Linked DNA regions of Homo sapiens: region 2 is linked to region 1. Evidence: read pairs that join two places in POLR2A ChIA-PET (ENCODE). Cell type or tissue: PC-9. All regions are shown on one strand. Each heading gives the region's core, and the rest is flanking DNA. Links, peaks and the distances in the headings are about the cores only. Region 1 has its middle 100 kb from the start of SIRPG. Region 2 holds the start of LOC124904857 (a long non-coding RNA gene).

Region 1 (15,864 bases), core at 2,959-10,958:
TCCTTCAAAATTCCCAAGAGAGAGTTCAGCTTAGTGCACTCACTACTGGTGCTTCTCAGATGGTTGTCAGCAAGGCTGTCTTGTTTAAAATATTTGTTTCGGTTATATGGAGGCGAGCTTGAGTGCACATAAAACCTGCTTGCATGATGTCTGCTCCAATGATAGAACAGCCTCTTCCACTTGATTCTTGCACAGGCACTTCACCCCTGTGTGCTTCAGTCTGTTCATCTGTAGATAGTGTCTAATAAATGTTCCTAATTCATTGTCTTTATGAAGATTAAATGAATTAATACATGTAAACTTTACGTATGGTCTATAATAAATGTCAGCTATTGATACCTATTATTTGAATTCAGGTAAGATTATTTTAAAATTTAGTTTCCAGTAGTTACAACTTTGGAAACTTAGGCAACTGAGTCCATTACCTTCCCATAACCTCAGTTTACTCATCTAGAAAATGGTCCTAATGATACCAAACTCTTAAGATGGTAGCAAAGTTATATTAAATGACCACAGGCCTTCGGGACATGGAGCTGATTATATTATACTTAGGTTTGTGCCTCTAAAGCCTTGCACAGTGGCTGCTATGTGTCAGATATTCAAATCAGCATTTGAGCCAAATTCAAGGTGAGGCTTACAGGTCAAGGTCAACTCTTATTTCCAAGAGAGGACTAAATGTGGAGAGAAGACATGGGTTTGGAATCAGAATCAGGTGCAACCTGCAAGCTCTAGAACTTCTTGACTACATGACCTCAGAGAGGGCTTTTAAACTCACAGAGCCTCCACGTGACGGCTCCTTCTATCCTTTGGCATTGAGGCCCAGAGATGCCTGCCCTTGTCTTTGTGGTTTTCCTCCTGGGCCTCAGGGTGCTGCTGGTGATGAGTTTCACAGTGACCTACATCTGCAGGAGGTGGAACCTGTGACAGGTGAACATAGGATAGGCTTTAGTCTTCGGTACTGGGTGACAGGCTGGCAAGAGGCCTACAGGGCAAGCCCAACAAAGTCACTGGGGCCCTCAAGAGTGATCCAGCCTCAAGGGAAGGTTGGGAACACTCTTTATTTTCTCCAAATGTTTTTTGCGATTCCTAGAGTCTTTCAGATCCGTGCATTGTGTAGTGCCCTGGAGGTGGAAAGGTTTCAAATTCCATTCTTTGGGACCCTGGAGATGGGAGGAGGGGGTCCAAGGTGTGGTAGTGGTATGAATGTTGAGACCCAAACTCCAGAGTCCCCCAATACACTGTTACATGTTTCAGTTTTCATATGATATATTTTGGGGATGCATAAGGAAAGTATTGCTAAAATCAATGAATAGAACCTATTCAAGGGACTTGGAGGTTCTGACTAGTGGCAAAGATGAATGTGGGTATGGGAGAGAGTTTAGAACCCAGAAAGTGGCATTGGGGTGTAATGAGTAGGGGCTTTATTTCTGATCTGTGCCACGAATCCAGACTAAGCAGAATACCTGCCATATAGTAGGTGCTCAATAAATATTTGTGAAATTAATACATGAATAAACAAACACATGAATGAATGATTTTTTTTTCTCTACAGCCCCTGCATGCCCTGTGATACATTACCTCCAGCCCTCTCCAAGGGGTTCAAGTGGGGAGAGGCTGCAAGGACTTATAGGTCACTAAAGACCCCTTTATTCCGTCCCTGCCACCCCCATCGCGGACACGCTCCCTTCCGCACACCCTCCTGGTGTTCCTTCCCTCAGAGCTTTGGAGCTGAGTCAGGGACGAGTTTTCTTCATGAGGACTCCAGGGATGTCTTGACCCTGATGTACTGAGCTTCAGATTGGCCCTGCTTCCAACCAAGAGAATTAAACTGCTCAAGAAAAGAAGTTTCCATTCTGCCCCTGGTCATGAACAATCCTTAATTTTCAGAGCAGTTTTTACTTTTGTGCGGGGCTTTTGAAAATATGATTTCATTTTAACACACATATATTTTGAAATCACTGGGAAGTTGCATAAGCATTTTTCTCTTCTGAAATGTACAGAAAAAATACAAACAATACCCATGGACCTAACATCCTATCTTTTAAAAACAGTAACATTTGCCATTATGATCTTCAGTTCTTTAAAAACAAAAAACAAAAAACAAAACACTGTTCTGAATTTATCATTCTCAAGCATGGTTTTATAACTTTATAACATATGTATGAATCCTTAAGCAATGTATAGTATTACTTTTCATATTTTAACATTATATAGATGCTTTGACACTGTACACAGCAATCTGGAACTTTATTTTTTATGCTTAACACAGTTTGTGAGGTTTATTTCTGTTGATATATGGAGCTACATTTTATTAATTTTCCACTGTTCTGTGGTCTTCTATTGTAAGAATATGCCACAATTTATCAATTCTTCTCAAGACAGATTTTGAAGCTTCATTCAGTGTTTTGCTAGTACAACTTTGCAACAAACATTCTTTTATTTGTTTCCCTGGGCATGTGTGGGAGAGTCTGCCTTGTTCCTCTAGCTTGGTGCACAAAGCTGCAGTATTGGTATGATTTGGGAGCTTTTGTTACACAAAAAAAATTTCCAATTGTTGCTTAAGTTTTACTCTTTCCATTTATCCCTTTCATCTCGCTATATATATATATATATATATATATATATATATATATATACACACACACATATATATACACATATATATATACACATATATATACACATATATATATACACATATATATACACATATATGTATACACATATATATACACATATATGTATACACATATATATACACATATATGTATACACATATATATACACATATATATACACATATATATACACATATATATACACATATATATACACATATTATATACACATATATATACACATATATACACATATATATACACATATATATATACACATATATATATACACATATATATATATACACATATATATATAATATTTTTGAATGTTTATTGCATTTTTTAAATAGATACCTTTTAGGAAGTTAAAGAGTTAAGGAGTTTTCCTTTCTTCTATTCCGATATTAATGTATTTTAAAATCAAACAAAAGCAAAAGAAATCATCACCAGCAGACTTGAATTATAAGAAATACTAGTGGACACCCTTCAGGCACAAAGAAAATGACACCAGATGTAAATCTGGATCCATACACAAGAATGAAGAACAGAAAAAGTAAATAGATGCATAAATTTAAAAGACATTTAAACAAAATCTATAGATGATAAGTGAATGTTTAAAGCTAAAAATAATAACGCAGTGTGGATATTATGATAATAACGCATTAATATCATATAATACCTGATACAATGGCACAAAGGCTGGGAGAGGGAATTGGATGTACACAGCCAGAGTATTCCTATATTATACATACAGTGGTATAAATATTGGGGCTTCTTTTTCAGGATCACTGTATATTTTTATATTTTTTCATGTTGTCTTTTATGTCATTTACAAACAGCTTTGTTTTTAATATAAACCTTGTGCACTTTTATTAAATTTATCTTTTTAAGACTTAAATGTAAGATCTGGAACTATAAAAAGAAGAAAACTTGGGAAAAGCTCTTCTGGACACTGGCTGAGACAGAGACGGAGTCTCACTCCATCGCCCAGGCTGGGGTGCAGTGGCACGATCTAGGTTCACTGCAACCTCCGCCTCCCAGGTTCTAGTAATTCTCCTGCCTCAGCCTCCCAAAGAGCTGGGATTACAGGCGCACACCATCACATCTTGTTATATTTTTCTGCTGGTGTGTGTGCACACGTGTGTGTATGCATTATAGATGGTAGGAATCTTATTTTTTTATAGATGATAGGAATCTTATCTTTTCTCTGGAAGGATTAATTATCCAGCACCCCCTGATATCCACTGCCAGCTTTGCTATATAGCGAGTGTCTATAGATCTGTGGTTCCTTCGATGAGCTCTGTGTTCCACTGATCTACTTGTCTAGCTCTCTGTCAATACAGGCAAATTAAATTGTGCTTCACTTTATTGCACTTCACAGACACTGCGTTTTTCACAAATTGACGGTTTGTGGCAACCCTGCATTGAGCAAGTCTATTGGTGCCATGTTTCCAACAGCATGTGCCCACTCCGTGTCTCTGTCACATTTTGGTAATTCTTGCAATATTTCAAATTTTAATAATTATTATATCTGATCTGAGGATCTGTGATTAGTGTAATGGTCTTGTGGCTCCGCGAACCGTGTCCTTATGAAACAGCACACTTGATGGAAAATGTCTTGTGTGTTCTGACTGCTCCACCTACTGGCCGTTCCCCCGTCTTGCTCCCTCTCCTCAGGCCTCCCTACTTAGCCTGAGGCACAGGGAGAGGCATTGGCCTGAAATTAGGCCAATTAATAACCCTGCAACGGCCTCTAAGTGCTCAAGTGAAAGCGAGAGTTGCAAATCGCTCACTTTAAATCAAATCTAGAAATGATGAAGCTTAGTAAAAAAAGGCTTGCCCAAAGCTGAGACAGGCTGAAAGCTAGGCTTCTTGCACCAGACACTCAGCCAGCTGTGAATGCCAAGGAAAAGTTTTTGAAGGAGATTAAAAATACTACTCCAGTGAGCACATGACTGATAAGAAAGCAACACAGTCTTATTGCTGATAAGGAGAAAATTTTAGTGGTCTCGAGAGATGATCAAACTAGCCACAACATTCCCCTGCAATATCTCCGAGGTATGCTTGTGCCTGGCCTAGCATAGCTCCACAGTAAGTTTTGATATCTTTTGGGCAAGTCATCTCACCTTTTCTTATCCAAAATTGTTGTGACTATTCTTGGCTTAAATGCATTTTAGACTCACTTTATCAACTTTCATGAAAAATCCTTTTAGATTTATTAATTGATTCCATGGAATTCATATATTATTTTGGAGACATTTACATTTTTCCAGTATTGAGACTTCCCATTTATGGGCATGGTATACCTCTATTTATTTAGGTTTTCTTTTATGAAGTTCAGTTTACAATTTTACAGTTTTTTTCTCTATAATGGTCTTTTGCATCGTTAGTTAGAGACGCCTTTAATATATTCTAGTTTATGGAATCTTTAAAATTTATTATTACTTTTTTCAGTGGTTGTTGACTACTGAATAGGATTGCAATTGAGTTTTGAACATCAATCTTAGAGCTGGAAAGCTTATGAAATTCTCTTACTAGTGCTAATAGTATGGATATTCTTTTTATATATAACTTTTTTTTTTTTTTTTTTTTTTTTTTTTTTTTTTAAGATGGAGTCTCACTTTGTTGCCCAGGCTGGAGTGCAGTGGTGTGATCTTGGCTCACTGCAACCTCTGCCTCCCAGGCTCAAGCGATTCTCCTGTCTCAGCCTCCCAAGTAGTTGGGATTACAGGCGCATGCCACCATGCCAGGAGACAGGGTTCCACTGTGTTGACCAGGCTGGTCTCAAACTCCTGACCTCTAGTGATCCACCATCCTCACCTCCCAAAGTGCTGGGATTACAGGTGTAAGCCACCCCACCTGGCCTTTGTGTGTAACTCCTATAACATTCGTGTAATGATCTAAATTAGTGTTTATCTTTCTCAAAGTTACATGTACACACTAAGAGTCAAATAAATAGTTATATAAGTTTTACATATAAAAATTGGAGTCTCCCTAACATCCAACCATATTCTATCTCCCAGAAGCAACTATTCTCAATTTTTAATAGATTATCTTAGACTTTTACTGCCATATCTCATATAACATGTTCATATTGCCACTTCTTCATTTTTCAGTATTAGGCGTTACTTTTGACTTCCCACAATTACAGATGGTAATATAATGCTCCACCATTGCTGACTTAATGCCACACGTGAACACTTTCTATTCCCCATCAACTGAATATGATTATATCATAATTTGGGATAATTTAAGAGTCGATGTCTATATTGTAATAAGTGTTTGAATATTCTTACTTTCTTTTTTTTTTTTTTTTTTTGAGATGGGGTCTCACTCTGTCGCCCAGGCTAGCGTGCAATGGTGCAATTTTGGCTCACTGCAATCTCTGCCCCCTGGGTTCAAGCAATTCTCCTGCCTCAGCCTCCCTAGTAGCTGGAATTACAGGTGTGCACCACCACGGCTGGCTAATTTTTGTATTTTTAGTAGAGACAGAGTTTCACCATGTTGGCCAGGCTGGTCTCGAACTCCTGACCTCAATTGATCCACCCACCTCAGCCTCCCAAAGTGCTGGGATTACAGACATGAACCTCCCCACCCGGCTGAACATTATTTCCAGCTGGGTCTGGTAATATTCCTAGCTTTTGCTTATGTTCAGTCTCTCCTGTGTATGTTTGTGTAATCACCACTATAGTCAAAATACAGACAATTCCATAACCATAAAGGTCTCCCTGGTGCTACCTCATTATAGTGACACCCACCCTCACCATACTAAGTCTCTGGCAAATGCTAACCTCTTCTATATCTCTGTAATTTTGACAATGTTATATAAATGGGATCATACAGTATGTAACATTTTGAGTTTGATTTTTCACTCAACATAATGCCTTTGAGATCCTTACAAGTTGTTGCATATATAAATAATTTATTTTTTTATTGCTGAGTGTTATTTTATTGTATGGATGCATACTGTTTGTTTAGCCATTCACTTGTAAGACAAGTTTGTCTTACACTGGTTGTTTCCAGTGTTTTGCTGTTACAAATAAATCTGCTACAAACATTTGTGCACGGTTTTTTGTGTGTACATAAGTTTTCATTTTTCTGGGACAAATGCATGGGAGGGCAATTGCTGGTTCATGTAGTATAGTGAGTGTATGCTTAGTTCTTTTTAAGAAGTTGACAACCAGTTTTATAGAGTGGGTGTATTATTTTACATTCCCATTTTCAATGTATTAGATATTCAGTTTCCCCGCATCCTAGCCAGCATTTGATATTGTCACTATGTTTTACTATAACTGTTCTATTAGGTACATAGTAATAATATCTCATTATGATCTTAATTTGCATTTTCCTGATGGTTAGCGATGTAAGCATCTTTTATGTGTTTATTTTCTATCTATATATCCTTGTTGATAAAATGTCTCTTTATGTCTTTCACCCATTGTGATATTGTGAAATATATATTTGGTCTTCAACCCTGTTTCCTGCCAAACAACCCCTAAAATCCTTAGACTCTCCAAAGAGATGTCTTTTTGTGTCTTAATGAATTGACTGATGGCTGGGAGCACCTCCGTAGCTTCAGGATGGCGACTGGTCACCTGAAGAGTAAGTCGATTAAACGATTTAATCAATTATGCCTACATAATGAAGCTTCTGTAAAAACCCAAAAGGACTGGGTTCAGAGAGCTTCTGGACAGCTGAACACATACAAGTTCCTGAAAAGTGCTGCACCTGCGGACGTCATGGAAGCTCCGTGTCCCTTCCCCATTCCTCTCCCTATGCATCTCTTCATCTATATCCTTTATAATAAACTGGCAAACTTAAGTGTTTCCCTGAGTTCTGTGGGCCGCTCTAGCAAATTAATTAAACACAAGGAAGAGGTCGTGAGATCTCTGATTCATAGCCAGTGAGTCAGAAGCACATTCCTTGCAATTGGCATTGGAAGTGGGGAGAAGTTCCATGGGACTGAGTGCTCATCCCCGTGGTGTCTGACGTTACCTCCAGATAGATAGCATCAGATTAGAATTGGATTGAGGACACCCAGCTGGTGTCTGCTGCAGAATTGATTGCTTGCTTGTTGGTGGAGAAGAAATCTCCCACATTTGGTCACAGAAGTCTTCTGTGTTGATTGTTGCTATATGAGTGCAGAGGAAAAACAGTTTGAGTTTTCCCACCTTTACCCACTTGTAATGGAAGTTTTTGTCTTGTTTTGTTGTTTTTAACTGTTGAGTTTTGAGAGAGATATCCTAGATTTGAACCCTTTGTCAGATGGGTGGTTTGCAAATATTTTCACCCGGTCAGTAGCTTTGTTTTCATCCTTAACATGGTATTTTGGAGAGCGAAAGTTTTAAATTTTGATGAAATCCAACTTATCAATTTTTAAAATTGATCATGCTTTTGATGTCAGGTCTAAGAATCTGCCATCGAGCCTTAGATCCTGAAGATTTTCTCCTAAACATTTTATAGTTTTATGTTTTATCTTTGAACCTACGATCTATTTTGAGATAATTTTTGTATAATGTATGGTATGAGGTTTCGGTTGAGGTTCATTTTTTGTTTATGGATATCCAGCACCTTTTGTTGAAAAGACTGTTTCACTTGTGGAATCAATCCTTCCTCCATTGAATTGCTTTTGCTACTTTGAAAAATCAAGTGTCTGTACTTGTACGGGGCTGTTTCCAGGTTTTCTATTTTGTACCATCGATCTATGTGTCTGTTCCTCTGCCAATATCACAAAGTTTTGATTACTACATCTTTATCATGTCTTAAAATCAGGTATATTGATTCCTTCCACTTTATTCTGTTTTGACTCTTTCAGTTCTCTTTTTTTCCCTTTGTTCATATAAATTTAAAAATAGTCATATATATTTACAAAAATATGTCTAGAATTCTGACAGAAATTGTGTTAAACCTATATATCAGTTTGGATAGAATTGACATTTTTATTATGCTGAGGCTCACAGTCCATGGATATAGCATGTCTCCCTGTGATGGTTAACTTTAGGTGTCAACTTGAGTGGGTTAAGGGATAGCCAGATAGCTGGCAAAACATTATTTCTGGGTGTGTCTCTGAGGGTATTTCTGGAAGAGATTAGTGTCTGAATCAGTGGACTGAGTAAGGAAGATCTGCCCTCATCTAATGAAGATGGGCACCATTCAATCAGTTAAGAGCCTGGATAGAACAAAAAGGCAGAGGAAAGATGAATTCACTCTTTCTTCAGGAGCTGGGACACCAATCTTCTCCTGCCCTTGGATATCAGAACTCCAGGTTATCTGGCCACTGGACTCCAAGACTTACACCAGTGCTATGAGATTACCCAGTCCCAATCTCTACCTCTGTAGAGTCTGAGGCCTTCAGCCTCTGACTGACAGATACGCCAACATCTCCCCTGGTTCTCAGGCCTTCAAATGCAGAACGAGCCACTCCACCAGCTTCTCTGGTTCTCCAGCTTGCAGACAGCATATCGCGGGACTTCTCGGCCTCCATGATCACGTGAGTCAATTCCCATAGTAAATCCCATCTCATCCATCTATTGATATATGTATCCTATTGGTTCTGTTTGTCTGGAGAATGCTGACTAACACATTCCTCTTTATTTGAATCTTCTTTGATTTCTTTCATCAGTGTTTGCAGTTTTCAGCATACAAGTCTTATATATGTTTTGTTAAATTTATAGCTATTTCATTTTTGAGCAAATTAAATGGTATTATATTTTAAATTTTGGTTTTCATGGGTTTATTGCTAGTATATAGAATTAAAGGTAACTTGGCCAGGCATGGTGACTTACGCCTGTAATCCAAGCATGTTGGGAGGCCGAGGCAGGTGGATCACCTGAGGTCAGGAGATTGAGACCAGCCTGGCCAACATGGTGAAATCCTGTCTCTGCTAAAAATACAAAAATTGGCTGGGCATGGTGGCGGACACCTGTAGTCCCAGCTACTTGGGAGGCTGAGGCTGGAGAATCACTTGAACTCTGGAGTCGGAGGTTGTGGTGAGCCAAGATCATGCCACTGCACTCCAGCCTGGGCGACAGAGTGAAACTATGTCTAAAAAAAAAGAATTAAAGTTAACTTTTTGCATGTTGATCACGTAGTCTGTCACCATTCTGAACTCACTTATCAGTTCTAAGAGTCTCTTCTGTAGATTCTGTAGAATTTCCTACAAAGGCTATTATGTCATCTACAAATAGAGATAGTTTTATTTCTTTCTTTCTGATATGTATGCCTTTTATTTCCTTTTCTAGCCTTATTGCCCTGGCTAGGACTTCCAGTACTATACTCAATAAAAGTGGTGAGAGAGGAAGAAACACTGTGACTGAGAAGTCATGGTGAGGCCAGGGCCTGTCACCACCACTGCTGCCACCGAACAACAGAGAAAGCTCCAGGAGTACCTAGAAGTCGAAAGGAACTTCAAGTGCCAAACACTGAGCTTTATCTAAAAGCCAAAAATAATTGCCCAAATCTATCCAAGAGAATGTTATCAATCATGCTGTTTTGCCTGTTAAAGCATAAGGCCCATCAGCATTAAACTCCAGGCCAGACAAGCCAATATTACAAGGTCCCAGAAGCCAAAGTTGAAGCCACTAAAACTGGGCAAAAGGCTGAATATGTTCCTTCTAACCAAACTGTAAGCCTCCAGCAGTAGCTTACAGCAGCACAAAGCTGGATCATTCACCATGGAAAAGCTGTCAAGAAAACCCATGGGGTCACTTAATGCACAGGATTTGAAGACTACAAAGCAGCAGTTAACATATCAAGGAATGTTAAGTGTACAGACTCCATAGGAAATGCCCGCATTGAAAATTAATCTTTGGTTAGCTTTCTAAAAGAGATTAATGAAGAGAATTTGCCTCAAACCTTGTCAGACCCTGAGAGGAAGCCAGACTCTCAATTATGTACTATAAAGAAGTTAAAGAATAACTCTCATAATTGAACCAAGAGCAATTTGGTTCCTCAACAAGCCTTGGGCAGATATTCAGTGACTAGTGCTGCCCTGAAAGACAGAGTTCATAAACAATTTGTTGGAGAAACACAAGTCAAGCTTCTATCAGTAAAGTCATAGCAACTCTCTCAAGAAGATCTTCCAAGACTGGGAGAAAAGCCCCCAAGACAGTTCCCTCTCTCTTTGTTCAGACCCTTAGTAGGACTCAAGCATCAAAAATAAAAAATTAATGGTGGAGGGTACAAAGGTTAATAGGGTTAATTATTAAAGAGCATGTATAAGTTAGTGAATAGGAAGTAAAACATACCAAAACCAGGACATACTCCAGTTTGTTTCAGGGAGGATATAGTAACAGACATTTAAACATTAAGCAAGATCAGCAGTCCATTCAACCTTGTTTTGGGCCTTGGTCGTGTGCACTGCAAAAATCAAAAGCTATAAGCCAGAGGCTAGTTTGACAGTTGGCAGCTTAAATTCAGTCATTCCCAGCACCCACGGCGTAAGAGCAAATGGAACTAATGGGGACAAATGCCACAACAGCTTACAACATAGAGCACAGGCATTGGTCTCCAAGCTGAAAAAGGCTCTTCTGTTTTCTAAACAAGAGAGCTCCCAAAACTCAAGCTGGTAACACAATCATGAAGGAAAAGGAGTGTCAAAAGGGACCCAAATGAATCCAAATACCGAAAAGAAGACAATAGCAGAGGATCAAAGGAAACAACTGGAAGAATGACAGAAATCTAAGGGGAAAATCTATAAGTGGCCTCCTATGACACGTAAAACAGAAAGAAAAATAATAGAGAAAATAAATATTCTGGAAGACCGTTGAAAAAAAAGAGGAAGAAAAGAAAGCACAGCTTCAACTGCTCCATAAAACTAACAACACTCTGACAGAATGTCTGCAGCTCATTGAAAGGGGTGTGGTTTTTAAGGAAATATTTGCCATATTGTCTAGTATTCCTGAGGCTGAAGAACTGCTAAATTCTGGTTCTACAAAGCAAAGTTGTTAGCCAAGAAAGGCACCTATGATGCTACTGGGCTATATGAAAAGGCCATTAAAAATGAGGCAATACCAACACAAGTGTTACAGGAAGTTGTTCTTAACATTTTGCAAGACCCAAACAAAACCATGGAAGGAATCACCTCTGACTTTTTAGTTGCTAAAACTGACATGACATCAGCAGAAGAGCTGGCCAAGAGGATGGAATCTGGAAAGTCTTGTTCTTCTCAAAAAAAAAAAACCAAACAAACAAACAAAAAGGAACAGGTACAGCAACACCCCAAATAATGAAGGCATAACAGGATAATCATCCTGATATCAAATTGCAGATCGCTCCAGCCCTGGAATAAATGGAGTGGCAGAATTGCAAGACGTGAAACTTATCACTCCTGTACGGGGTTCAGTGGAGATCAAACAAGCAGTATCCCACTACCTGGAAAGGCTGCAGGAATGCAATTTAGTAGTGACTTCTCTTGACAAGCTATTAGGTGTGAAAGAAACACAGCATTTTATATTTTATAAAAATGAGATTTTGCCTGTAACGTTAGGATTTCAAATCCTTGAATCATAAGTTTTTTAAAAAAGGTGTTTTAGAGGGCTGGGCATGGTGACTTACACCTGTAATCCCAGCACTTTGGGAGGCCGAGGCAGGCGGATCACGAGGTCAGGAGATCGATACCATCCTGGCTAACACAGTAAAACCCCATCTCTACTAAAAATACAAAAAAAATTAGCTGGGCATGGTGGCGGGCACCTGTAGTCCCAGCTACTCGGGAGGCTGAGGCAGGAGAATGGTGTGAACTCGGGAGGCGGAGCTTACAGTGAGCCGAGATGGTGCCACTGCACTCCAGCCTGGGCAACACAGTGAGACTCCGTCTCAAAAAAAAAAAAAAAAGGTGTTTTAGACCCTCTGAGGTAAGAAATGCTCTTGTTCAAGTGACCTAGAAAATAACGTATAATAGAGAGGCATAATGGATGCAGAAGATTATGTATGGCCTCTCAGGATTTCAAGTAATTTGCTTGGCTTACTCAGATTTTCTATACCCACAGGAAAGTCTTTGGTGTATGTAGGTTGACAGAGTTTTATGGTATACATATATTTCAAACTATTAAGAATTAATTTGTCCTGTAAGTATGGTAAAAATTTGTACTTTATTGATGTACTTTAACCCCAACATAGTTCTTTTTTATATTAGAAGGTTGGTGCCACAGTATGATGGTCTTTCCTTTCTGCGTCCACCTTAGCGGGGAGGGCAAGTCCTTTCACGGTGGAAGATCTGAGCTTTCACGCTGGCTTGCCAGGCTAGATGGGACATAACAGACCACCTGGTTCAAATCTCCTCACTTGCAGATGAATTTATACTAGGTTTGTCTTTGCTCAGAGCCTACAAATGATATTCATGTATGATCTTTGATTTCTGTTGCAGTAACCCTGTAGATGAAGGGGAATCCTTTCTGTGCCAGGTCTCCTGGAATGAAATGCAATCTTGAATTGGGGTGGTCATCTGGCTCTTTTGGTTTATATTCAACCCTAATTTTGCATTTATTATTCAGAAATACTCAAAGTAAAAACAAAAGGGGCAAGAGAGAGGGGCGAGGAGGAGAGAGAGGGGTGAGGACACTGCTTCTTCATTTCAGTGCTTTGATCTGCCAGGGGACAACAGGCCTGAGCAGGCAATGCAAGCCCCAGAGACTGTTATTAGTTCTTTTACTTTCTTTCTGAGAAACTGCTCTAGGAAAGGTAAAATCAGAGTCATGATGGTAACATAATACATAGAAAACCCTGGTCAAGATATTTTAAATTTTTACTTTGTAAATATTTAAGTGTTATCCTTTAAACAATCATTAATATTTTGTTTATTCCTGCTTTTAAAAAAAGAGTGATGAGAGAAAACATTCTTGTTTCTACCCCTATCTAGGGAGAAAGGCTTCAATCTTTCATCATTAAGCATGTTAGCTGTAGCATTTTGTTTTTGTAGATGTCCTTTTTAAAAAAAAATTTTAGTTGACACATAATAATTATACGTATTTAAGGTGCACAGAGTGATATTTTGAAACAGGCATATGAAGTATAATGATCAAATCAGGGTAATTAGGATATCCAGCACTTCAAACATTTATCATTTCTTTGTTTTGGGAACATTCAAAATTCTTTCTTCTAGCTTTTTGAAAAATGCAGTAACTTATAGTTTACCATATGCACCCTACAGTGCTGTGGAACATCAGAACTCATTTTTCATATCTAGCTGAAATTTGTAACCATTCACCAACTTCTCCGTATCTTCCCTACCCTCCTACCCTTCCCAGCCTCTGATAACCGTAAGTCTCTACTTCTATGGGCTCCATTTTTTTTTAGTTCCCACATGTAAGAACACGTGGTATTTGTCTTTCTGCGCCTGACTTATTTTACTTAACAATGTCCTCCAGGCTCATCCATGTTGCTGCAAATGACAGGATTTCATTCTTTTTTTTTTTTTTTAAATGGCTGAGTAGTATTCTATTGTGCACATAATACCACATTTTTTTATTCATTCATCTGTTGATGGACATTTAGGCTGATTCCATACCTTTGCAATAGTGAATAGTGCTGCAATAAACATGAGCATCCCTTTGAGAAACTGATTTCCTTTCCTTTGGATAAATACCCAGTAGTAGGATTGCTGGATTGTAAGGTAGTTCTATTTTTAGTTTTCAGAGAAGTCTTTATACTACTTTCAATAATGGCTCTACTAATTTACATTCCCACCAACAGTGTATAAGAATTTCCCTTTCTTCACATCCTTGCCAGCATTTGTTATTTTTTGTCTCTTTGATAATAGCCAATCTTAACTGGGGTGAGATATCTCATTGTGGTTTTGATTTGCATTTCCTCATGGTTAGTGATGTTGAACGTCTTTTCATATATTTGTCGGCCATTTATTTGTATGCCTTCTTTTGAGAAATGTCTAATTAGATAATTTGCCCACTTTTAAATTGGGTTATTTGTTTTTGGTTGTTAAGTTGTGTGAGTTCCTTGTATATTCTGAATATCAGACCGTTGTTGGGTGAATAGTTTGCAAACTTTTCTCCCATTCTACAAGTTGTCTCCTCACTCTGCTGATTGTTTTCTTTGCTGTGCAGTAGTTTTTTAGTTTAATATAGTCCTATTTGTCTGTTTTGTTGCCTTGTTGCCTGTGCTTTTGAAGTCTTATCCATAAAATCTATGGCTATAGCAATGCCCTGAAGCAGTTCCTCTGTATTTTCTTCCAGTAGTTTTATAGCTTCAGGTCTTACATTTAAGTCTTTAATCCATTTTCAGGTGATTGTTGTGTATGGTGAGAGACAGAGGTCGTTTCATTCTTCTGCATATGGATATCCAATTATTCTGGCACCATTTATTGATAAGATATCCTTTCTCTGATGTATGTTTTAGGGGCCTTTATTGAATGTCAGGTGAATACACAGATTTATTTCTGGGTTTTCTATTCTGTTTCATTTTTTTTATGTGTCTATATACCAATACCATGCTGTCTTGGTAACTGCAGCTTTATAGTATGTTTTGAAGTAAGGTAGTGTGATACCTCTAGCTTTGTTTTTTTTGCTCAGCATTGCTTTGACTATTTAGGATCTTTCGTGGTTCCATACAAATTTTAGGATTTTTTTTTTCTGTCTGTGAAGAATATAATTGGTATTTTGATAGGGATTGCATTGCATCTGTGGATTGTTTTGGGTAGTATGATCATTTTAACAATATCAGTTCTTATAATCCATGAGCACAGGATGTTTTTCCATTATTTTGTATTCTCTTAAATTTCTTTCATCAGTATTTTGTAGTTTTTATTGTGGAGGTTTTTCACCTCCTTGGTTAACTGTATTCCTAGATATTTTATTTTATTTTATTTTATTTTTATAGCTATTGAAAATGGGATTGCTTTTTAAATGTGTTCTTCAGCTATTTATTGTTGGTGTATAAAAATACTACTAATTTTAGTGTTGATTTTGCATCCTGCAACTTTACTGAATTTGTTTATTAGTTCTAAGAGGTTTTTGGTGGAGTCTTTAGTCTTTTTCTATATATAAGATCATATCATCTGCAAAGAGGGACAATTTGACTTTTTCTTTTCCAATTTGGATCTTTTATTTCTTTCTTCTGCTTGATCATTCTGATTCAGACTTCCACTACTATAATGAATAGGAGTGGTCAAAGTGGGCATCTTTGCCTTGTTCCAGTGCATAAAGGAAGAAAGGCTTTTGCTTTTCCCCATTCAGTAGCTGTGGGTTTGTTATATATGGCCTTTATTATGTTGAGGTATGTTCTTTCAGTG
Region 2 (15,864 bases), core at 5,331-13,330, 110 kb before region 1:
CCTCAAATGTCCAGAGACTCTCTAAGACCCTGCATCTGAGCAGGCTCTGGAGAGGAGAGAGCCCCAAGAATGACCAAGGTTGGGCTTGCTTCACGTCACCCCCATGGGATACATTCACAGACCAGATGAGTTTAAGTAATTTGAGGCTTCTCAAACTTTATTCTTGCTAAATGCAGATTCTGACTTAGTAGGTTTGTAGCGGGGCCAAGATTCTGCATTTCTGATAAACTTCCAGGTGAGGTTGAAGCTGCTGGTCCCTGGACTGCACTCTGAGCAGTGAAGATTTAAAGGAAAGAAATGGCCACATCTGGCCCAACTGTGCCTGTGGTTTGAGAATCATACCTGCTGCTTGGCTTCAAGGCCGTCATTCAGGGCTCTTGACAAATCGTGCAGCCCCTCCACTCAGCCTGTTGCCCCCAAAAACCAAATGGGTCTTTCCCCAGCTCCATGCTTCCTGTATGACATAGGAGTGGTCAGGGTGGGCAGTGGGCTCCGGAGCCAGCTTACTTGGGTCCAGATTCCAGCCGTGGCAGCTACAGGTGGCAAGACTGTGGGGAAATGATTTTATTTGTCTTGCCATTTAGTTTCTCATCTGCAAAATGGAAAACTCATGACAGCTTCTTTACAGAGCTATTTGAAGATTCAAAGGCATAATATATATCAAAAGTCTGGCACACAGGAGGGACTTCATAAATGTTATATCACTTTCCCTTCAGTTTCACCTGTCCTTTAAAGTAGTGATCTATGTACCTTTATCTCATTTTTCAAATTTTTCTATTTTGTGTATGTGTTCTATGAAGTACATAACAAAGAAATATACAAAAATTTGTAAAAAGTATCAAATGTACATACATTGAGGAATACATGTTTTAAATGTTTTTACTGATAGGGAATATGATACAAAAAATTTTGAAGACCACTGTTTTGAAGCCCAGTGGAATTGATAGAAATAGACTCTCAGGGCTGGAATAGATTTTAAAGGCCTTCAATTCCCCTGGCACCCACTCTCCCATCTGATGCCCAAAACCCTTGGTTGCACTAGATTGCCTCCAGGGGTGGGGAGCTCACTACCTTTCCAGGCAATCCATTTTGTACAGCTCTGGGAATGGTTTCCTGAACCCAGTGCCTATCTGTATTCTAGCTGCCTCTGAGTTCCCGGGGGCTGACTGAACTGCTCCTCCCCTTACTCCACTGTGTCAGAGCCCTGGGATCTCCCAGGGGCCCAGTGCCAGGTTGTGTGCAGAGTGGGCCTAAATAATGTCCCATGAATGAGAGGGAGTGGGAGATGGGGATGAGAAGGGGGATTCTGACAACTCTCATTTGGAGGTATGTTAACAGCTGAGTGCTGTTGTCCCCCTGGGAGTGTGTTGATCTGTGTAACTCTGGATCCGTATCTATTCGTTTGGATTTATTTGCATGGGTTTGTACATTTGAGTGTGTATGCATGCATTGTGTGTTTTGCTGTGTGGCTATATATGAGTGTGTGTGTATGTCTATGTTGCACCGCAAATATCCACGTGTGCTGTGCATGTCTTTCTCTGTTTTTCTGCATGCCTGCGTGTCCAGGTGTATGTCACTGTGGGGTTGTGTGTCTGTCTCTGGTTTGTTTGCATGTGTGTGAGTGCTGTACGCATGTGGGCGTGTGCTGTTTGCACTGTCTGTGTGTGCGTGCACATCTCTGTTTCTTTGTGTGTCTGTGTGCCTGGGGCCCTCCTTTGTGTGTCTCTGTGTGTGTGTCTGAATCTGCAGGAGTGCGTTTCCCTTCCCTGCTCAGCCCTTTCAGGGAGCTGAGGTGATTCGCTGCAGCCTGGTCGACTTAAGGCCGTCCGACTGGCAGGCAGCATGGCTTCCACACCCTCCTCTCTGTTCTGCTGTGCTAATCACTGGGTTATATGTAGATGGCAAATGTGTGGCTGCCAGGCTTGGAGGAGGGACTGTGGAGGGGGGTGTGCAGATGAGCAGACACCAAAGAGTGAAAAGACAATTTAAAGGCAGAAAGGGGGAAAACAAGCCTGCTTGGCTTTGGAGTTACGGGTGTGGGGTTCTTCCCAGAGGCGTGAATTTTATTAAGGGGATGTGATGACTACGATGTCTTCCTTCCCCTAATCAAGTAAGAGTCTTAGAATCACAGGATTCTAAAATCTTGGAATTGTCGAACTATAGAATTCTAGAATCTCAGCCGAATGCAACTCTAGACGCGTAGAACCTCTTCAAGGACCCTAATCCTCCTGGGATTTTAGCATCTTCACATGCACATGCAGTTCTTCTTGTCCCCCTTCTCTTTGTATAGAATCATGGCCAGAAAATGACCTTGAAAGTTCATCCAGTCCACCCCACCCTGGCTCCGGGCAGGGCAGTGGAGACAGAGGTCCAGCCAGTGAGGACATTCTTGGAAGTGTTGCACTGGAATCTTCCCTGGCTCTCTTGCTGGACAAGGACTTGTTGCCTGAAGGGTCTGGGGTCTCATATTACTCTCCCCACCGCCACCTGCCACAGGGACTGAGTTCCTGGCGAAGACAAAGGCACCTATGTTCCTAGGATATGTTCTTAGCAGTTCAGGAGCTGACACAGGCTGCAGGTGTGGGGAGAGTAAAGGGGCAGGGCTCTGTTTCTCTGAGATCCTCCCTCGGTGGAGTCTCAGTAACCTAGCCTGGGGTGGGGGTGGGTAGCTAACCAGGCAACCACACTCATGCCCCAGGATATTCAGTGGGGTGTCTTCTTCCTCTTATTGCTTCCTCTTACTGCTTAAAAGAGTAGACTATATCCGGTCGGGCACGGTGGCTCACGCCTGTAATCCCAGCACTTTGGGAGGCCCAAGTGGGTGGATCACCTGAGGTCAGGAGTTCAAGACCAGCCTGGCCAACATGGTGAAACCCTGTCTCTACTAAAAATACAAAAATTAGCTGGGCTTGGTGGCGCATACCTGTAATCCTATAATCCCAGCTAATCAGGAGGCTGAGGCAGGAGAATCGCTTGAACCCGGGAGGCAGAGGTTGCAGTGAGCCAAGATCACGCTATTGCACTCCAGCCTGGGGGACAAGAGCGAGACTTCATCTCAAAAAAAAAAAAAAAAAAAAAAGAGAGTAGACTGTGTCCTATCTCAGGAATCCTGGGAGCCATGGACTATCCCTGAGGGAGGGCATTGCACTGTACTTTGAAACCCTCCAGGACTCACCTATACTCTTTAATGTGGCAGCTTTTCAGGCTCTGGCTACTAGCCATCCCATCCCTCCCTCCCTCCCTCCCTTGCTCCCTGCCTCACTCCCTCCCTTTCACACATGTCCAGCCGCAGTGAACTCCCTATTCACCTTGAAGCTACTTGACTTCATGCCTCTGAATGTTTGCACAGGCTCGCTCTCTTCTTTATCTCTTCTTCTTGGTGCAAACCTTGTTCATCCTTGGAATACAAGCTCTCACTCAATTGTAAGCACCATGAGAGAGTTTGGTTTATTTAATACTTTATTTCCCTGAATCTACAACATTTGGCACACATTAGGTATTGAACCAATGTTTGTTAAATGACTGACTGAATGTACAGTTCAAAGTCAGCTCATTTCCACTCTGAAGCCTCAATTCTCCAACCCCTTCTAGATATTTCCCTGGGGCCCGCACCACGCCCGAGATTACCTGTGGTTGTGAGCCCTTGCTTACTTCTTCAGCGGACAGGGAACCTCTTGAAGCTGGAGTCGTGTCTGGTTAATCTTTTTACACGTAGCATCCAGTTCAGGGCCTGGTACCCAGCAGGTGCCCAGCAAATGTGGGGCCCTTGCCAGCAGCCTGGCTTGGTGACTTGAAATCCCCTGTTGGTCCCAACTGCATGCACCGGTCCAAGCTGTTGGCAACATCTGCCTCAGAGTCTCATTTGCAATTATACATTCTCAGGCTCTTGCCACTTAATATTTAATAACCAGGCGGGTGGCCTTCTCTGGCAGCCAGTTAAGTCCCTGATTGCCTCTTGTCTGAACTTGGCCCCAAGTGAGGCAGGGACTGCTTTGGGGTTAAGTGTAAAGTCTGTGTCCTGAGTTGGGGGCTAGCATAAGGCCAGACCGTTGGAGATGGAGGAAGGAACGGCTGCTGGCTCAAGGCTTCTGGGTGACCTTACCAGGCAAGAGGCAGGTTGGGTATTTGCTCCAACTGGTTCCACCTCTCCTCCCCTTCCATGTAGGTCGACGCCCGCTCCTGGCCTCATAACAGGGGAGGAGGAAGGGAGGAAATTTGTTAATGAGAGGGTCCCTGACTCACATCTGATTGGTCCAGGAGAAAGAAAGGGGGATTCCGCCTGGGCTGTGTCCCAGCAGGAAAGGTGGTTCTATCCTGTGTGGTTTGGCCACCAGGAGCCAGGGCAGTCCCTGTGAGGGCCTATGGCGCCACGGAGTGGGGCTCTGGCAGCCGTGCCAGCCTCTCCTGGCACAAGGCTGGGGAATCCTTCCAAGTTGGCTGTGGAAGGAGATGAGGCAAATGGTGATGACCTGACCCTAGGGGTAACCCAAGCTGCTGCCGAGCTCTGTGAAACCCTGCAGGCCCAGGGAGGCGTGGGTCAGTTCTAAAGGCTGACCTCTGCAGAACTGCTGGGGTGAGAGGGCGCAGAGAGGCCAAGTGACATCCAAAGGTCATGGGAGGCTCCAGGAAGGGGAACAGCAAGCACAAAGGCTCTGAGGCTGGACTCTGCTACCGAAGCCCGAGGTCCAGAGAAGGACTCACACCTGGGAATCTCAGACTTTAGATCCCAGAGGACATTTTACAGGGTCAAGAGATCCCACTCTGCCCCTAACAAGCCCAGTGACCTGGGACAAGTCACCCTGGTGTTTATGCTGTCACCGCACATGTTGGGCAACATGACTGCCTGAACCCTTCCTGCGTGGAGTCCTCTGTTATCCCCTCAGAGGTCATTTGGTGCAATCCAGGAATCTGAGACCAGAAATGCCGCTCTGTTGATCAACAGGGCTGGTTCCTGTAGAAGGTGGTGCTTAGTGTAGAACACTATGCTTTCCCAATGGGCAGTGTTTACCAGCACTTACTGTATGCAAGGGGCCACGCTCAATAAACCCTCTGCTAACATACATGGTCTCAATCACCTGTGCCATCCTTGTCCCTTCCCTTTCCCTCTCCTGCTCATCATCCTCAGATCCTGTGACAGTATCTTTAAAACCCAGCCCAGCCCTGGTCCACTGTCTCGTCCCACATTCCCCTGCACTACCTTCTTAGACCACAGCTGCTGTCATGCCCATGGCTGTACCAGCCTCTTTTCAGCTCCCCTGCACCACCCTGGCCTCTGCAATCCATCCCCTACCAGCAGCCAGGAGGCCTTTGAACCATCAAAATCAGATCACATCCCTCCCCTGCTCTGAACCTCCAGGGACTGCCATGGTGCTTCCAGTCAAAATGAATCCTGCAGCCATGCTGCTCTACGTGGCCAGTCCCCACTCTTCTCCATCCTGAGGTTGTCCATCTTTGCTGCCCACTCTGCTTCAGCCACACTGGCCTCCTTCCTCTCCTCAAACGTGTCCCTTGAGGCCAACCTGGGGCCCTTCAAGGCTGTTGATGTCACCTGCGCCTTAGTTCAAATGCCTCCCCCCAGAGTATCCTTCCTTCATTCTCTAAAAGACCGCTCCTCCTTACATCTGGCCCCTTGTTATCCCATTTCCAAGTTTTATAGCACTTATCACTTTCTCATATTTCTCTTATTTATTTATGTGCACCCTCCCCCACCTGGAATGCAAATTTCGTCAGAACAAGACTTAGTCCCTGTTGTTCCCTGCTGGTTCCCAGTGCCTAGAAGGCACCAGCACGTGGCAGGGACTCCATGGGATTTGTCAGAGGAGGGATGACATGGCCTCGAGGGATGAGTGTAATAGTAGTATCCCATTTAATAGGAAGCCCAGCAATGCTAGGTGCCTGTGCAACTTACCAAACTTGTGAAGGGTGGAGTCGGGATTCAAACCCCCATCCAGGGGGCTCCAGCATCTATGCTTTTGTTCAGGAGGCTGCATGCTGTGGTCATGGTCAGAGCCCCTGAGCCCCAGGGACTCAGAGGTCAATTAGGGGTGGGGGAGGGGGAGGCACTGGTGCTGGTGGTGCCTGGGATGTACTTTTCGATTTTGCCCCCAGCTGGGGCCCTACCTTAAGGTTAGGGTTCTGGAACGAGGGGCAGCCTCACCCATACCCCTCTGCCCAAAGGCTACCCCTGTAGCTCCTGTTGAGGCTGCTGGGCCCCCTGGAAGTCCCTGGCTTAGCTGTGGGTCAGTGAGCTCATCCCCTGCCCACCCTACGGCTTTCCAACGCTCCCTCCCTCTGCCGCAGTCGTTGCTACACAAGTTAATGGAATAACAAGACACTTTACCTATTATCTGATGCAAATACCTTTCCTCGCCAGCACCAGCTGTACAGCTCAGATCTTCCTGTAACCCAGCAAACAGGCCTTCAGCTCCAGGCTCCAGCTGAAGAGGCCTGAGCACCAGCCAGGCACTGACAACCCCCTAGCTCGAGCCCTGGAAGGAGGGGTCAGGGGTGTTGTGCTGATGGGGTTGTGGCACCAATCTTAGTACTTTTCACCGGCGACCGTACAGTGAGGCCCACTGTGCACAGGTAGTTTGCATATTTCACCTTCACGTGATTACATACAATTCTGATCCTCACTAGGCAGATGTGAGGATGAAAGGCTCAGGCAAGTCTGTGTAGCGCTCAAGTGGTGGATCCAGGTGGGTTTCACACCCACATCCTAAAACTTGACCCCTCTCCTATCCACTTCCTAAGGGCTTTGTCTGAGTGGCTCCATTTAGACCCGATTTCTCTAATAGCTCCATAGTAGGAGTTCTACTTATAGACAAAGAAGACGAAGGGGGTAGCACCTTGCTCAGCCACACCAGGGTAAGTAGGACTGTATGCCCAGGAAGGTGGATGTGTGTAGGGGGGTGCAGTTGGGTCAGGAGAGTTCCCAAAGCTTGCCCCTTGGGAAGCTCTGTCCTGGGACCCCCGCACCACCAAAACACACCTGGCCTAGTTCATATTCAGTGCTGCAGGCATGTACAGGGCATGTACGCAGGCATGTACAGGGCACCTAGCAGGTGCTGGGATCACCCAGATGGAAGGTGGACCTCCTCCAAACAACTACATGAATCTCACAGGATGGCAGGACAGACTTAAGCTCCCTGTGCCTCAGTTTTCTCATCTCTAAAATGGGGAAGATAATACTGTTACTTCTTCTGTAGAGTTGTGCTAAGGATGAAATGAGAATGAAGCACTTAAAAGAGGACCGAGCACATACTCAGTGACCAATCAACAGCCGTTTTTATTGTCACCTCCAGATCCCACATAGGCAGCTCTTCTCGAGGTCTATCGTCCTGACAAATAAAGCGCTAGTTCTGTCTAGGTCAGAATTGCCTCTAAGCCAGTGGTTCTTAAACTCCAGTGTGCGCTTCAGAATCCAGTAGCATCATGTGAAAAATGTAGCCACAGCAGGTCTGAATGGGCTTTCTAGGAAGCTGCCTGCATCCCATTCTGACACAGGTGGTTTGCAGCAGGGCTCAGACCCATTGCTCTGGGGGGCACCAATGAGACTTTGTCATGGGAACGTGACTCCTGGTGACCAGCCCCTCCTCATCGCCATCAAGGGAGGTTTAGGATGTAGCATAGTGGTCAAGGCCTTGCCAGGAGACCTGGGTTCAAATCCCGGCTTCCCTCTTCTGGGCAAATGGCTTCCCTCATTTCCTTTTCTGAGACACAGAGGTTCCACAGTTCCCATCTCCCTGTCTGAGGGTTGGATGAATGCCTATCCAGAGTGGGCCTGAGACATGTTGCACACCCAGCAAGCAGGAGTGGCTGCCACCTTCGCCCCGCAGCAGTTTGTCTTCTGAGGCTTCTGTCCCTGAGTGTTTTATTTTCTGTTGATAGATTCCAGCTCATGTTCATGGGTCTGCACCTGCATACAAATGCCAAGAGGACTGGCCCACCCCCGGGATCTGTCCTCACCCGCTCCTCACCAAGCACCCGGCTGCAAGTTCCCAGCAGGGCTCGGAAGTCCCGGGGCCTCCTGTGAAGCTGGGACCACCATGCTGGTCCAGCCTCCTTGGTTGTGGTCGTGGCCGGAAGCAGCCAGACTGCTGGCCCCTTTGAGAGCGGGTGTCTCTGTGAGAGAGTGACTGCTGGGAGGTCTTCAGGGAACTTGGGCGCCGCTGGGACAATTGGTCGCTGTTTGGGGGAGTGAGGTTGGCAGGCCCTTGGCCCTCGGCACTGAGCCTCTGCCAGGCCCCTGCCAAGCCTGGGGCTGGTTTCCCACTGCCTGCTAGTTTCAGGGCCATTTGGGGAGGGGGCCCAGGGGAATTCATTGCCCCTCTCTTCAGCGTCTTTGCTGTGGTCCAGGAAGCCCGGGCAGTGTCTGCTCTCAGACAGCAGGTCAGCACAGCCTCAGACATGTTCTGATGATGCCCGCTGTGTACCAGGCTAGGGGCGGGATACTTAGAACCAGCCTCCCAGATGCCTTAGAGACCTCTCCAATGGGCTGCCAGGGGCCTCACAGGCCATGGTAATGCAGAAGCCCTGGCTAGATTGAGCCCTTGCATGCTTGTTAACTCTGGTTGGCCCTAGTCAAGAGCCTTGGCTGGGGAAACAACTGACAAAACAAAGCCTCTACCCTCCTGCAACTTACTTTCTCACGTGGGGAGGTGGGGGTCAAAGCTGTGACAGTGCGGGGGAGAAAAATAAAGTGGGGATGGATACAGGGGGATGGATACAGGGGGGATGGACACGGGGATGGACACAGGGGGATGGACACAGGGGGGATGGATACAGGGGGGTGGATACAGGGGGGTGGATACAGGGGATGGACACAGGGGATGGATACAGGGGATGGACACAGGGGGATGGACACGGGGGGATGGACACGGGGATGGACACGGGGGATGGACACGGGGCTGGATACAGGGTGGTGGACACACAGGGGTGGTGTGGGGGTGATTTCTGCCAAGGGGTCGGGGAAGGTCTCTCTGAAAAGGTGACATATGAGCGGAGATATGTAGCTATGTGGAGGAAGAGTGTTCAGGCAGAAGGAACAGCATGTGCAAAGCTGCTGAGCAGGGACAGGGCCTGACATGTTTGAGAAAGGCTGGGAGGCGGGTGTGACTGGAGCAGACGGAGGGAGAGGGGGAGGGGAGGCAAGGAGGCCTAAGCAGAGAAACTCCTCCCCACCACCATTGTCCCATCTTACAGACAGGAAACTGAGCCCAGAGAGGTTAAGCAACTTGCCCGAGGCCATGCACCTGGTCAGTGGAGGTACCTGGCTGGATGCCCACTGTGATGTCAGAGCCACTTAGCACCATGTGACTAACATGCTCTGTTGTAAAGCACAAGTGGCACCTTGTAATCCGTGACCTGGGGTCTCTGAGTGCTAGTGGTTTCCCTTTTAACTGTAAGCCCATTTGGCAAGGTTGTGTGCTGGGCACCCAGGAGCCGGGCCATCTTTAAGGACCTTCCTGAGATCTGGAGTCTGACAGGCCTGGGTTCGAATCCCTCTTCTATACTCACTAATCACTGGGGTTTTCTAGGCCTTGGTTTGCTTCTCTGTAAAATGGGCCTAATGCTGCCTACCTCAGTGGCCTGGCAGGAGTGAATCAGCCCGAGATCTGGTGGATACTTAGAAAACATTTACCACCTTCAGACCCCCTCACCCAGGCCTCTAAAGCTGTGGTCCTCAAACCTCACAGTGTCCTTCCCTGGGAAGAAACAGCCCTCCCCAGAAGTGCTGGGTCTGCATGCCTGGGGGCTTTAAACGGGATTCTGATGGGAGGTGCTGCAGGACCACCACTGCGGTAAGGTTTCTGCAAACCTTGTACAAATGGGAGATGTTGGCATCCCCCACTGTCTCTTCCCAGGGCCCTTGCTGCTTTTCCTTTGTGGCATCCATCACACTTGTAATTACTTGTTTAGCATCTGTCTGCTTCTCTGGGCTGCGTGTGCTGGCCTTGTTCATGGCTGGGTCCCCAGCACTGAGCAGCCTGCCTGGGGCGTAATAAGTGTGTGTTGGGAAAACAAACAAACAGGCGCCTGGCTGGCTGAATAAATGCTCGGATGCTCTTCAGAGCAGCTGGACTCAGTGTCCCCCCACCCCAAGGCCTGGGTTCTGACACAGGCTCTGCGGCCACACACTTCTTGTGTGATCTTGGGCAAGTCATCGTGTTCTCTGAGAAATTACATTGATTACTGAGGAGGAGTTGCGTGCAGAGGATCCCTGAGAGCTCTGGAAGAACTTGTTGGAAGTGGGTTTTTGGAAGAAGAAACTGCATGAGCAAAGGTAAGGAGGGAGGAAAGTGCACAGCTTGTTCAGGGGACGGCCAGATGGCCAGGGGGTCCGATGCTCTTCGTACACCATGGTGTGCGTGTCTGTGTATGGGGGAGTGTGGGATGTGTGTTTATGTTGCTGTGTGTGTGTGAGTTTCAGAGTGTATATGTGTGTGGTGTGTTACTGTGTGTTGTGAAGAGTGAGAAGCTGAGGCACAAGGAGGGTAAGGGTCTTACTTGATGTCCCTGGGGTGGGTGGCACGTGGTAGCCACCCTCTCATGCATGCCCTTATCCTCTGCTCCCCTGGCCTCAGGATGTACCAGGCACTGGGGTTCCATCAGCTACAATGGCAAACAGAATCCCTGCCTTCACAGGGACTGCTGTCGCAAATAGAGGGGTGACATTGTGGAGCAAGGGCGCAGTTGGCTCTGAGGGCCTCGAAGGTCAGGCTGTTGAGCTTAGACTTAGGCCTGGAGGCATGGGGAACCGTGGGAGGGATCTTGGAGGGGAGGTGCCCTGGGAGACATTGAGGAAGGAAAATGCACCATGAGATAAGTTCTGCAGCTGCAGAGCATTGGGCGCTGCTGATGGAGTAATCAGGAGACATTGTGCTCACTTCTTCCCTTCCTAGAAGAGGAATCGCAGCGCAACCGGGGTGAGGCAAGTGTATGGGCAACTTAGCTCAGTAGCTAGTGTCTGTGTGTGCGGTGTGTGTGTGCTTGTGTGGTGTGTGTGTGTGTGTGTGTTGTAGAGTGACTCAGAGTGGACTCTGCACCTCTGCGAGAGGGAATTCTATCATGGAAATAGTTTGGTGGCCCTCGGAGGCACAGGGTCATGCAGCAAGCTGGCACTAGAATATTTCAAGCTCGCAGTAATGAAAGCAAATGGCAATTTGGCGTGTCTTCAGGCTTGAAAGCCGCAGAGCAGTGTTCAGTCATCAGCGGCGGTTATCACCCACCGATAATGGAGGCTGCTGCTCGGGGCCCGGTGAGGGAGAGGAGGGTTCAGAGAGGTTAAGTGACTTGCCCAGCATCACATGGCCGGTAATGGGAGGGCAAAGTCCAAGGTGCAGAGTTTGGCCTTTCCCCCTCCCCCAAGGCCAGGCCGCTCCCCAGAATGGATCATCTCTGAGCATTTTCTGAGTGCTGGTTTCCATAGCAGCAAGGCCGTTCCTGCACAATGGATCCCCATCTTTCCCCAGCTTTGCTGCTGTGGGGGCTGCAGGGGTGGGGATGCTTGGTCTTGGGGACTGCTGGGGTGCCAGTAGGAAGGAGCTGGACAGGCCATTTGGATGATCTTGGGGCCTCCAGCCTTTACAGAAGGGCCACACCTGTTCAGTGTTTTCCATTTCAGCTCTGGAGTTGGGTCCACTTCCAGGTAGAGGGTAGGGAGAGAGAGGACAGAGAATGAAATAGGAAAAACACCAGAAACAGAGAATGGGAAAGTCAGAGACAAAATAAATTTTACAAAAGCCAAGACAGAGAAAAGGTGTTTGCTTTCCAGACAAATTATTTCATTTCATCTTTACAACCTTGGGAGGTAGTTTCTGTTTACTCCAAATTGACAGATGAGGAAACTGAGGGCAAATGCAGTGCTTCTCAAAGTATAGTTCAAGAGCCAGCCTGGGAGGTCACAGGGTGAAAGGTTTTGGAGAGGACAGTGGTTAAAATGCAGATTCTCTCACCCCATCCTGGACCTATAGAATCTGATTCTCTCCGGTGGAACCAGGACTCTGCATTTAGCCAGTTCCCCAGGAGAAATTTCTATGAAGTTTGAGAGTATCCACAGTCAGGAGGGTTGCCCTGTGCTATGCTGAAGTTTATGCAGCACATAAACTCAGAGCCAGGATTTAGGACCCAGAAGGGACCAAGATAGAGAGGAAAGTGACAAAGAGAAGCTTATATGCCTCAGAAGAGATGGCAAAGAGCAAGAGAGAGAAATAAGACTGACAGAGAGACACATTGGGAGAAGTCCTCTGAGCTAAGAGAAGGAGGAATCTGGTAGGACCAGCGTGTACTTTTATGGATTATGGATTGCCTATCACTGTAAACACAGCCCTCACTTAATCCTCACAGCAGTCTGATGAGGTAGGTCCTATTGCTCCCATTTTCTGGATAAGGAAACTGAGGCAAGGAGAACAAAGGGGAAGAGCCTAGCTTTGACCCCTGGTGGCCTGGCTTTGGAAGGGGTCACAGCTTTAACCACCAGGCTAGGCTGCCTCCTAAGCAGAAAGCTCAGGGACTCAGACTTAGACTCCAAATTTTTCTCCATCGCCCTACCTGTGTGACTCTGGGAAGCTTTCTGTGCCTCAGTTGCCTCACCTGCAAAATGGTGATAACAATACCTGTGTCAAGGAGTTCCTGTGGGGCCTTGTCTGAGACGGTACAAGAGCGCAGAGCAGTACCTAGTGCTAGAAGTGCTCCGTAACAGTTAGCTGTCAGTAAATACCTAGAAAGTCCAGGAAGCACATAAAAGTTTCTCACAAATGGTGGGTTTCTTGAGGCCTCTTTGCCCTGAACTGGGGCAAAGGATGGTGTCTTAGTCCATGTTATGCTGCTATAACAGGATGCTGCAGACTGGGTAATTTATAATGAATAGAAATTTATCTGGCTATGATTCTAGAGACTGGGAAGTCCAAGAGCATGGAGCTGGCATCTGGAGAGGGCCCTTGGGCTGCATCATCCCATAGTGGAAGGCAAAAGGGTAAGAGATTGTGCAAGAGAGAACAAGAGGGAAGGGTGCTGAGCTCATCCTTTTACCAAGAACCCAATCCCACGATAACCAACCCACTCCCATGATAATGGCATTAATCATTCCTTAAAGGTCCTACATGTCACCACTCTTGCACTGGGGATTACATGTCCAATATGTGAACTCTGGGGGATACATTCAAAACTTAGCAGAGGGGAAGAGGCTCCCAGTGAGTCTTGCTCTTCTCTGAGTCTAGAGCAAACCTACCAAACACAGAATCATTGATGACACAGAGACAATGGCCCGACTCATGGCCCTATCTGCCACTCTAAGCCATTGGACTCCTGTGAGCCTCACCAGGTTACACAGGGAAGCCCCAACCTGTGACTCACAAGAGCTCACTCCCAAGTCTGCTCTGCCAGATGCTACGGTGGCTCTGGTTGTCACTATTATGTGGACTATTATGTCTACTGTGCACCTGCCAGATATCCTCTGGGTACATTGGTGCCATACCTTCACCCTGTGACTGGGGCGCAGGAGCCCTGGGGATGCCCCACTCACCCTTCCAGGCAAGAATGAGTCCTCCCATTTTACAGATGAGGTAACAGAGGCTCAGAGAGGCAAAGTGATGGGCTGTGGGACACACATCTGGAAAATGGTACAGTCAGCACATACACACGCACACATCTGGCTGTGCTCTGGTTGCCTCTAACAAGCATTTATTGAGCCCCTGCTGTATACCGAGCATTTGTGATATTTGTGAGCATAGTCATTACCTACATCCTCTCATAGGCTGGAGGCAGCGTAAGAGGAAGGAGATCCTCCTACATGGCGTGATGGGTGCAGCAGCAGCAGCAGGTGACACTCATGCAATGTGCCAGGCACACACCCAAGGATGTCTCATCACTCCATGCCACAGCCCTGTGGTCACGTGGTGAACATAGCTTGGGTGGTGATGAGCAGCCAGCCTTGGTCCAGCCCCTGTTCTCAAGTGTGGGTGGTCTTGGGTTGACTGGGGTTGGGGGGAGGTTAGGAAACAAGCCCTGTGACCATTGGACCTTTCTCAGGTAGTGGTGGGCGGTGTGAGCTTTATGTCTTTGCTCTCAGGACAACACAGAGCAGCTGATAATGCTGCTGTTCATTGACCCTGTGATGGTACTGTGGTGTAGTTTATACAATTGAACCTTCGGATTTCACTTACTACCTGAGGGTGGGTTTTTAATGGTCTGTTATTATTATCTCCATTTTACAGATGAAGAAAACTGAGGTTCAGAGATTCTAAGTAGGGAGGATTTGAATCTGGCGCTTGATTGCCAAGGCCTGTCCCCTAACTGCCTCCTGGTTCTCTGGGGAGGGAGGGATGAGGCAGGTCAGGGGCTCTGGGCTGGCTTCCCAAAGGAGGAGGTGAGGGCTAGACTGAGACTTGACGGACAAGCAGGCGTGGGACTGATGGAGCGCGTGTGTGTGTGTGTGTGGAGAGGGGGTGGCGGCTTGGGCAGGGCTTACTAGGTGGGGCCCAGCGGGGCTGGAAGGTGGGAGCAGGGGAGCCGGCTGCAATCTCAGCTTGTCACCTGGGTTACCCTGTGTTAGTAAAATCAAAGTGAGGTCACGCCCCCTCCTGCACTCAGAAGACTCCTGTGGCTCCACGTTGCATGTGGAGGAAAAGCCGAAGTTCTGACAGTGGCCTGCCAGGCCCTGCCCTGGCTGACCCCGGCCACTCCTCTGACCTCATGTCCAGTCTAGGTCCCCTTTGCTCACTGAGCTCAGGCCGTGCATTCAGGAACCACGTCAGGGATGCTCACGGCCCTTCTGCCTGCAAAGCTCTGCTCGGAGATATCTAGAGGGCCCCCTTACCTTGCCAAATCTTTTCATAGACAGGCCTTCCCTGACCATCTTATTTAAAATTGTGACATCCCCCTTTCCGCACCCCTGCCTCTCACACTCTCGCTTCCCCTTTCTTGGTTTAATTGCTACTTTTTCACAGCACTTATCAGCATCTGACATGCTATGTATTTTACTTGCTTATTTGTTTAGTGCCTGGCAGTCCCTGTAATGACGTCAGCTTTAACTGAGATTTTGTCCATGTTATTCACTGCTATATCCCCAGAGCCTAGAACAATGCCTGGCACATACTAGGTGCTCAATAAAATAAATTGTTGCCTAAATAAAAATACCAGCAATGACCCCATCTCATCATCATCCCTCTGCAAGTCATTTTATTTTTTTTCCAGTTTTGGAAGTTGAGGCTCAGAGAAAGCAAGGAGCTTACCCATGGTCATGTAGCGAGTAAAGGGGCAGGGTGGGTGCCCAGCTCTCCTCAGGAAAGAAGGACTTACTGCCCAGCTATTGGTGGTGCAGCAAAGTCCCTGTTGGAGATTGCCCAGTTAAGGAGAGCAGTCTTGCCTGAGGTCATGTCCCCTCCCTGGGCAGCTCATATCTGATGACCGATTTATTCAGGCTCTAAAGGCCCAGCCCAAGCCACTGACCGCAGCCCCAGGCTCTGGTGGCAGTGGAGAGAGAAGCACAGCTTACTTACACCTGACAGCCCTAGGCAGAATGTTTTAGATGCCATATAAGTTGAATTATGTCTTCTCCCACCCGCACCAAATTCATATGTTGAAGCCCCAACCCCCAACACCTTAGCATGTGACTGTATTTGGAGATTGGGTCTTTAAAAAGGTAATTAATTACATGAGGTCATTGAGGGTGGATCTTAATTCAGTATGACTGGTGTCCTTTATAAGGACAACTTTATAAGAAGAGGAGATTAGGATGCAGACACACACAGAGGGAAGACCAGGTAAAGACACAGAAAGAAACAGCCATCTACAAGCCGAGGAGAGAGGCCTCAGAAGAAACCAGCCCTGCCAACACCTTGATCTTGGACTTCTAGCCCCCAG

What was found. ChIA-PET counts read pairs that join two places held together with the same protein. Peaks named below come from ENCODE experiments on the same cell type or tissue, not always from the same donor. Only the 100,000 strongest peaks of a DNase experiment are listed, where the experiment ranks them.
Region 2: POLR2A ChIA-PET joins it to region 1 with 31 read pairs; 3 of 35 experiments call an interaction of 5 or more read pairs at or near these places.

Annotation. Positions count from the first base shown.
Region 1 is chr20:1,753,020-1,768,883 of GRCh38, reverse strand. It overlaps the pseudogene CKAP2LP1. Among named protein-coding and RNA genes, the nearest start is that of SIRPG, 100 kb to the right of the region's middle. In PC-9, for the core only: CTCF peaks have their summits at 4,070 and 4,275 (motif pointing left); DNase peaks (open chromatin) are centred at 4,283 and 7,533; H3K27ac peaks cover 4,340 bases.
Region 2 is chr20:1,870,079-1,885,942 of GRCh38, reverse strand. LOC124904857 (a long non-coding RNA gene) reads left to right here and starts at 10,081. Exons shown (of 3, transcript XR_007067496.1): 1 at 10,081-10,285; 2 at 12,896-12,976; 3 at 13,757-15,152. RefSeq lists enhancers at 6,267-6,768, 9,503-10,002, 14,916-15,075. In PC-9, for the core only: no CTCF peak of the experiment used is centred there; a DNase peak (open chromatin) is centred at 9,252.